Regions from separate parts of the Mus musculus genome. Here region 2 is linked to region 1. A link is a loop called in an ENCODE intact Hi-C map of the cell type or tissue named here. Cell type or tissue: left cerebral cortex. All regions are shown on one strand. Each heading gives the region's core, and the rest is flanking DNA. Links, peaks and the distances in the headings are about the cores only.

The links. Peaks named below come from ENCODE experiments on the same cell type or tissue, not always from the same donor. Only the 100,000 strongest peaks of a DNase experiment are listed, where the experiment ranks them.
Region 2: a loop joins it to region 1, with 2.1 times the contacts of the local background. A loop is called at or near these places in 4 of 42 quality-filtered maps.

Annotation. Positions count from the first base shown.
Region 1 is chr2:103,422,725-103,427,113 of GRCm38, forward strand. It overlaps Elf5 (E74-like factor 5), which reads left to right and starts at 1,344. Exons shown (of 7, transcript NM_010125.3): 1 at 1,344-1,464. In left cerebral cortex, for the core only: a CTCF peak has its summit at 2,132 (motif pointing left); DNase peaks (open chromatin) are centred at 1,670, 2,110, 3,119 and 3,756.
Region 2 is chr2:103,344,933-103,349,321 of GRCm38, forward strand. The region is part of intron 1 of A930006I01Rik (RIKEN cDNA A930006I01 gene); the gene reads right to left. Among named protein-coding and RNA genes, the nearest start is that of A930006I01Rik, 26 kb to the right of the region's middle. In left cerebral cortex, for the core only: a CTCF peak has its summit at 2,589 (motif pointing left); a DNase peak (open chromatin) is centred at 2,587; H3K4me3 peaks cover 195 bases.

The DNA of each region.
Region 1 (4,389 bases), core at 129-4,128:
CCACAGATATCTGCCGCCTGAGTGTTGGGATTAAAGGCACTGTTAAATCCAACAAAATGATTAAATAAATAAATAAATAACTTAATCCCGTTTTCTCCTATTACTGTTGGGAGAATTCTGACCCAGAAAAGCTGGCTCTCCCACCTAAGGTCCCAGAGCCAAGCCAGAGCCTCAACAGGCCACTTATCTTGCCCCGACTATTTTTCCATGATGACACATGACTCCTCACATGAACTGCCTTTTGTTTCTTCACGCCGTTCGGGTGTTTGGATTTGAGTGTTTGTGCCTATGCCCAGTGTTCCCAAGAAAACCTAACCAACCAGTCAATCTCTGCTTTCCACTTCAAGATCACAGAGTCTGCAGTTTGAGCACCTTGGTGTCTTGGCTGCCTGAGATTGAGAGAGGAACGGAACCCACGAAAGGGGGTTATGAACACTCCTCCCAGATGACTGCCTAGGCCGTCATTTAGATTTGAGAGATGTCCTAAAAACTGGGTAGTTCTCAGTGAGACAGCTGACAGCTTGCAAGCCAATCAGGACCCCCCGCCCCCGTGTTGTTCTGGATGTTTGACACTGCAGCTCCACGATCCCTTCATATCGCCATTTCTAAAACAGAGGACACTGGGAAAGGGGGAAAGCTGTCACATGGCTCCTGTATTCAAACATGGCGCCCTTTGGGTGCTTAGAGTGGAAAGGCCAGTGAAAGCACTGCTCCCTGACTCTCTCCCTGCCCCCTGATCGGAAGGTCCCCACCAGGATCAATAGAAGGAAATATGTAGCGCCCAAGGACAGGCTTCCAGGTGATTGGCTGACATTACCAAGTATGGCCTTCCCAGCAACCCAAGGACAGATTCCATTATTGCATTAATCTGATGGATCCCGGATATGCTCATTAACTTATTCACAGTAATGCAGCCAGAAAATGACCGGCTCAGAATTTGATCCCTGAAGCACCTTTATTCTTTACCACTTCTTGGCACTGCTCTTCTTTCCTAACACGCACAGAATAGGGGATAACACTACATACAGAGGTTCGGGACTTGGCCAGCCCAGGCAAAGGCTGCAATGAACAGACACCAGGCCTGAATTTCCTTCCCTCCAGCTTGCTCAACGGAGACTGCTCCAGCCAGCACTCCACTTATCCCCCCGGGGGCAAGAATTCTCTGCTCATTTCCTGGGTCCCCTCGGTGGGTGGTGGGAGCTGGGCACAAAAGCAGGAGAAAGGTAAACTTTCTGCATGTGAAAACCACCCCCCACCCCCGAGGAGCCGTGTCACACCGTATGTCACCGTCATCAAAGGGGCTGTGCATAAACCTGAAAAACCAAACGGACCTGTCTGTAGGTGTCACTTATATCACACGGCTACAGGTGCCTTTATTTCTACAGTCCGCTGGTGCTGGGAGCGCGCTTGCCTTCTCTTGCCTTGAAAGCCTTCTGTCTGGACCTAGCCACCACTTGTCTTCACGTAAGCAGCTTTTCTTTGCTCTTTTGAATGAATTGAAAGGGGGTGTCGGGGCTCAGAGACTTAGCTGGGGCCTGGGACTGAGTCTCTGTTTCCAGCTCCCACGGCAGCCCCTCCGTGAGGAAGCCAGAGTGCCTCCTCCGGGGGTGTTTGACTCAGGTTTGACGGCTTGCCGGAGAGATTTTTTTTTGTCTCCTCCGGGAAGGTGGCCACCCACCCTCTTCACCGGCCCCCACTTCCTCTGGTTCCACTAAACCAAAGGCAGCTGAGAGAATGTGTACAGGCGCTTAAATCTCTGCCCATCCTTTAGCTGCCTTTAGGAGGAAGCCGGATTCTGCACGGATAGCCAGCTCAAGAAAAACCCACCACCTCCCCCAACCCTGGCCTCACCCCTCAGTTCTTTGGAGGGCCTGCTCACCAAGCTGCCCCTCTTGATACAGAGAATGGTATTCTTACTGTTTAAGGCTTTTTTTGTTTTTGTTTTTGTTTTTTTAAGGAGTTTGTACAAAATAGTTTAAAGGAATCTCATTTGGCCCTCCCACAGCCCCTTAGGACAGAGTGCTTCCAGAAGAGAAGTGGCTAGGGTTTTTTTCCACTGTATTCTCAAACCTTATCAGTCTGTATGCGTTCAGGGGTTTGTGCGCATTTGCCCCCTACTGGCAGCAACTGGAAACACATGCTCTCCCGCATCTGCGTTAAGGTAGGAGAATTTAAGACAGAATAGGGGTCCTAGATCATTATGCACTTAGTCTCCATTTTACAGATGGGGCAACTGAGGCACAAGAAGGCCCGGTAATTTATAGAGATGGTTTTGTGTGGTAGTCCAAAGACTCAGACCCAGGCTGTTACACGTGCTCATCCACACGGAAAGCTTCATTCTCCTGCCTTCATTCTCTCGGCAAGGGTCTTTCTATGATTCAGTGTATTGGGGACAGCAGCTTTTACAGTTTGGTTGCCTCCTCTTCTCAAAAGTCTTCAGAGTGAAACTTTTTAGCTACTCAATCAATGTTCACTGATTTTATTAAATCCTCAGGACGCTCAGCGGACTGTGTGTTGAGATGTCCATTTTAAGGATTCGGAAGTAGGTTATCAGAGATGGTCATGAGTACTTACAGATTAGCAGACCAGGATGGGGAAAAAAATCAAAACTTTTAGCACGCCTGCAAGAAAGTCAGAGGTTGCAGCAGGCTAGGCAGGAATTGTGCCCTCCGTCGCTTGCTTTGTGACTACCGCAAACAACACTCATTCTCTGCGTCTTTAACCTAAAACTTGTGATCTTCCGATCGAAGCCCACAGCTTCCTTCTATGATGTTTTAGAAAAATATAGCTTAAAAAAAAAACCAAACAAATGAAGTCCTAAATGAGCTGAAGAAAAATGAAGTATTGCTCAATAAGGCACTGGCGAGTTGGCTCCCACAATGCAGTGGTTGCTTTCAGAACAAATACTCAAGAACCCAACCCACAAGCCCTCCACTGCTGCAAGTGTTGAAACCCCCACTGAGCCCTCTGCAGCCACCCTTCTTAAAGAGCCCCGAAGGGTGGGAAAGTAACACTTCCTATCCGTGAGGCTCTGCCGCAGTGGGCATTCAGGTGTCGTGGAGCGTTAGGAAAGAAAAAGTGTTTCTCTCCTCAACGGCACTGCCAAGATGATAAAACTGTGGGAGGATTTTCACTGTCTCACTTTCCTCATTTTGCACTGGTTTGGCTTAGCTCAAAGACGTTTTGACAGAGAAATAGCCAATGCCTGTGAACAGACATTCCGAAGATAGAAACAGGAAGCTTGCCTCAAGTTTGAGGCTAGCCTGATCTGCACTGTAGGTCCATACATGAGAAAAGGTGAAGGGGAGGAAAGAAATGGAAAGGAAACAGGGGAAATAGCCCAGGTATAGATGCTTAGTTGGGTAGATATTTGGTCACATCCCCAAAATGACCTTGAGGATCTCGGCTCGGGTCAAAGGAAGAATTTTCCTCCTCTGACAAATTGGGCAAGGCTGGGTAGTTTGCACCGTCACCATTATTTCTGCCATTGGTTTGTAAGTGGGACAAAAGCCTATAGCCCTGGCTCTTTGGCTGGGTGGGCCCTATTGTCTGCGTGGTATGTGAGCTTGCTCAGAAAGGAGATAGAAAGTTGCTGGAGGCTCTCAGTTCCAGGCCTGCCCTGACTCACTCCAAAGGTACCTATAATCGACCTTCTCACCAGTAAAAAAAGAGCTCATTTGATTCCACCACCTTAGGGTGATCAGACCAATCTTTTTCGTACCGATCATGCCTTCCCTATGAGGTGGCCAGGGTGATAATTAATCTGGGGGAAACTGCTTCCATCTGTTGTTGGTCTATTGAAAGCCAGGGCATGGGAGTATAAGGATCCCAGCTCAGTTGTCCAGCTGAGCAGGAGAGGGAAGGAGGAGGAGGGGAGCACAGGACTTTCTGGGGCTACAGGTTTAATCAGAGGTCGTACTGGTTATATTTTGAGTATTTGGTGACTTTACCTGACCAAAGTGCAAATGTTATCAATGTGGCTACACGTGTGTACATGAGTACAGGTTTGGAAGCGTTTGGCTGATCTAATGAGAGGCTGCAGAAAAATCACAGAGCCAGGGCTGACCTTGAATGCGTCTCCTAGTGTTTTCCTGTCATGGGTGAAGAAGTGAGGTTTAGAGAGATGAAAGAGGCAGGATCATCTCTCCATGTTCAGGGCTCTTTCCATAATGACAAGCCAGAGGATAGCTAGACTAGCCGGCCCAGGAACCTTCTAATATCCCTCTTTTGGTTCTGTGCACTGCTAGGCCTACCTAACCTGGTTCTTTTCTGCCTTGTTTTCATTATCAACATACACACACACACACACACACACACACACACACACACACACACACAAACCAGAGCCTTCTGCCATTGAGAACAGCTGTGCAAACCCAGACCTGGTCT
Region 2 (4,389 bases), core at 95-4,094, 78 kb before region 1:
ATATATATATATATATTTATTTTTTTACTACTCTGTGTGTGTGTGTGTGTGTGTGTTCATCCATAGATAAGATAAGGGTATATGATGTGCCATGACACAATTGTAGAGATCAGAGGACATTTTTGTGGACACTTTTTTTACGTGGGTCCTGGGGATTGAACTCGGGTTGCCAGACTTGTATAACAAGACTTCCAGGGTGGGCCTGTATAGCAACCGTCCTCATCATCCCCATTACTGTTTATTAGGCACGGCAGCCAGACAGTGTGGCCAACCAGGTACGTTGTGTACTTCATCTGTTTAGTGCTCTCAGCAACGTTGGGGCAGATATTGAATTTTCCCTCTTTTAAATATGAGGAAATAGAGACTCAGTAGACACTAGATAGTTTGCCCAAGGGTCATAATGTAAAAGAGGGTGGCGTGGATCTGGGAATCCAGTCTGTCGGACTGGAAATCTCGGTACTACTTGTGTACCAGTAACTTCGGCACTGGCAGCCGGTGACTAGTCATCTGCATCTCACATGCTTCCACTTCAATGTCATAGCCTTTTGTGGTAAAACAGGAACCTGGATTTTTGAAGCCCATTTTTAATCTGGCCTCTGTGTTCCTCGTTTCTGTTTTTGTTTCTAGTGCCAAGGGACCCCAGACCTTCACACATGCTAAGCAAGAACCCTTCCACCATGTTACACGCCTAGCCCATGGCATCTATTTCTTCATTTGAGACACTGTCTCCCACAAGATGGAGATGGAGTAGTCAGTCCTTACTGCCACATGCTAAGTCCTTTTGTATCAAGGTGACACTCAGACCCCAGAACAGGGTGGCCCTTTATACACAGACTACCTCTTTGTGCTATTGTCCTTTTGTCCCCTGAGATACCCACTCCTCCTGTGCTTGCCCCCAAACAGATCCAGCAGTGTCTTGCCTGTTGGTGCTGGCCTCTGTCTACAAGCAACTCTTTCGTCCCACACGTTCACGTTCTGAGTAGCCTGTAGGTGTGACTTGGAAGCCACCAAGTCTCCAAGCCCTGAGCCTGCTCACCACCCCTGGGCCACCATGTCACAATCGGAAAATGATAAGATGCTGACTGGTGCTCTGGTCCGAAACTCTGACAAGTGCCTCTGTCAGAGCCTACACATGGGAGAAAGTGTCATAAGCAACTTCATGGCAGGAATGCTAAAAGATCTGCTCTGGAGTTAGGCAAAGCAGGGTGTGATGTTGGCTCTGTGCCTTCCAGCTGTGTAACCGTAGGCGAGTTATTTACCTTCTCTGATTTACCCTATTGGACCTGTAACACAGACAGAGTAATAACTGAACCAAATTTGTCAGCAGATATCGGTAATCCAAGCACTGTGGAAACTGAGGCGGGGGGGGGGGGGGGCATTTCTCCTGTGTTCCAGGACAGCCTGAGCTGTATAGACAGACAGCTCCTGACTCAAAAAAATGGCAGTAGGATCTATTTCATGGTGTTGTTGGAATAATGTGGCTCTATGATACTAACTGATTAAAATGGAGACTGATCTACAAGAAGCACTAAATAAGTACTTATTATTATCATTATTAGCTGCAAAGCATCTACGGTGAGATGTGAGATTGCTTGGCGAGTTAATAAGCGATTACTTGGAATGACTTTTCTCCTCTACCGGATCACTTGGCTGCTGGATGGCTTTGAACATATTCATCTGCTATTGGAACCTCAACCACTGCAGCATGCCCGGGTTTGCATAGACACTGGCGCTTGGCAAGCTGGAGCCAGGAAGCTTAAGAAGCTATGCTAGCTCATCAAAGAGCATGAGACATTGGGAAAAGCCATTTAAAGTCAATTGGGCTGTTTACATGCAAAGAAACTTAGCAAGAAGACAGACTCCAGAGACCTTCCTTGCTCTGACCTCAGTTTCCCCATCTACAAGAGAAGGCTCCCATCGCACTGTCTCTCTCTGAATTCCTTGCCTGCAAAGGAGGTCCTTGATTCTGCCAGGACAGTCTTAACAGCCAGCCCTGGGCATGTGTCTGCAAGGCCAACTTCTGCAAGGCCAGGCGGCACTTGGCATGGGCCAGAGTTTTGCAGGGTTCTTCACACAAACCTTCCATCTAGGGCACATCTCCATGACCTCTGCAGCTTCCTAATACCCAACAGTTCCCATAGCTCCCTGATGACACTGTCTGCAGCCACTGAAGACATCTTCAATGAAGACCTCAGTCCTCACAAATATGCCTCCTTCCAGCAGGTGCCCTGTCTGTCTGCATCACTAACTTACCCAGAGTTTTCAGAAAGAACGTTCTTTGCTTCCCTATTGATATGGATATTATTTTGCACTTTAGGGGAGAACAAGTGTGTGTGTGTGTGTGTGTGTGTGTGTGTGTGTGTGTGTCTCTGTGTGTGTGTGTGTGTGTGTGTGTCTGTGTGTCTGTGTGTCTGTGTGTGTGTGTGTGTGTGTGTCTGTGTGTGTCTGTGTGTCTGTGTGTCTGTGTGTCTGTGTGTGTGTGTGTGTGTGGTTTGTCTGTGTTAAAACTTGGCATTTTTCCAAAGCAAAACCTTGCTTTAGGGTTAGGAAGACATTGCCATCTAGTGGCTGCATGCAGAAGTAACCAGACTGCAGCCAAAGAGTCCCTAAAGCTTGAATCCAACTCACTGACTTTCCCAATGTCAAGAGAGGGTTTTGGACTGTCGAGACTGGAACACACAGACCTACTGATCTCCCCGCCCCCAGCAGGGGAACCCCATCCCCTGGCCTAAAATGCTCCTTGGACTGAGGCTGGCAGGACCAGAATTGTTTCCATCCCTTGTGCCCCCTCCTGCTTTTTATCAGCATTGCGGGAGGCAGAAGAGAAAGATCAGCCATCTCTCCTGGCAACCGGCTAAAGGCTTTTCTGAGATAAGGAGGAGGCAGATAAGGAACCGGAGGGAGAGAGAAATCATTGATGGGGGAAGTGAAATGTCTTTCTTGTGTTCCCAGTCCAAGGATGGTGGCTCATGCTTTAACTCTAAAGCAAATAATGGAAGACACTTTCAGTTTGTGAAGCTTTTTTTTTTCTCTAAAATATCGATTTTGTCTCCCCCCCACCAGCCTAACTCATTGTACAAAATAATGGGTGTCATTAAGATGTTTTCAAACATGTATTAATGTGCTTTGGTCATTCACCTCCTGTGTTACCCTTCTCCTCTCTCCTAACCCCAGTCTTTCTCCCAATGGTAAGGATTAGGGATCTCAAAGAAGTAACTTCAGAAAGGAAAACCCATCACTTATGCAAAGTGTGACAATCCATTCTTGTGTAAATGGAGCCAGGAATCACAGACCTCCTTAGTTCCAACGCTTGTATTTGCATATAGCTTTGCAGTTCACTACACGCATTAATGTACTTAACATTCTTTAATCTTTACAAATACCCCCATGGACGGAATTATTAGTCATGAGCGACGAGGAAATAGAGCTTGGGAGACATTGAGCAATTTTCCTGAAGTCACACAGCTATCAATGGCAGCACTGGCTTCTCTTGCTGTCCGGACAACGTGCCAAGTGCTTCTGAGGAAACTATGGCTTCTCCCATAACTATGGCTTCTGGGGAGCAGCTAGAGAGTCTGTCACCCCGAGTTATCCCTGCCTGTCACCTACAGCCCCCCAGTCTCCCTGCAACCACTCCTACAGCTGTTTGCCTGACTGCCCAGCATGTTAGAAAACCCTATGACCCTGGCCATCATTTACAATTGGCTTAGAGACAACGCTCACATTTTTTGAGAGAGCAGCACAGCAGGGCACAGCATCACCCTTGCTTGGCGGTGATGGGGCCACCAGCCTGGATCTGTTGTACCGTTGGGAGAGCTTTCTGTGGACTTGTTCTGTCACCCCCTACCAGATAGTGCTTTGGTAAATGTCCTGATATCGATTCTCATATTCTCGTTCTAGTGTTTATAAATACCAGCTGTCCTCCTGATGCCCCACCCTCTGAACATCATGACCTGAAACCTGTACTCTCATGCTCTACTCTTCTGCATCCACCCTCCCTCTGTGAAGAAACAATTCAGCGTCTAAGTACCATCTCTAGGCTGATGATTCCCAAATGGAGACCCACAGCCCACCTCTCCCCCTATACACCACGCTCACAACGGCTTCTCCTGAGCATCTGCAACGTGACAGTTGGCATGTCCACACCCAAACTCATGACTGACCAACTGGTTCACAAGTTTTCCCATCCCAGTAAATGGTAATTCTACCCTCTTCCTCCCATACTCCAAATCACTACACTGGATTCATCCCTGAGTTCTTCCATCCCACCCAAGGCCAGCCTCTGAGAAGCTTGCCTGCCTCCGTAGCAAATTTAGAATATGCTTCTTCCCAGCTACCCTCCTGCAGACGATTCCAATAGCCTCTGACCTGGTCTCCCGTATGGCAGCT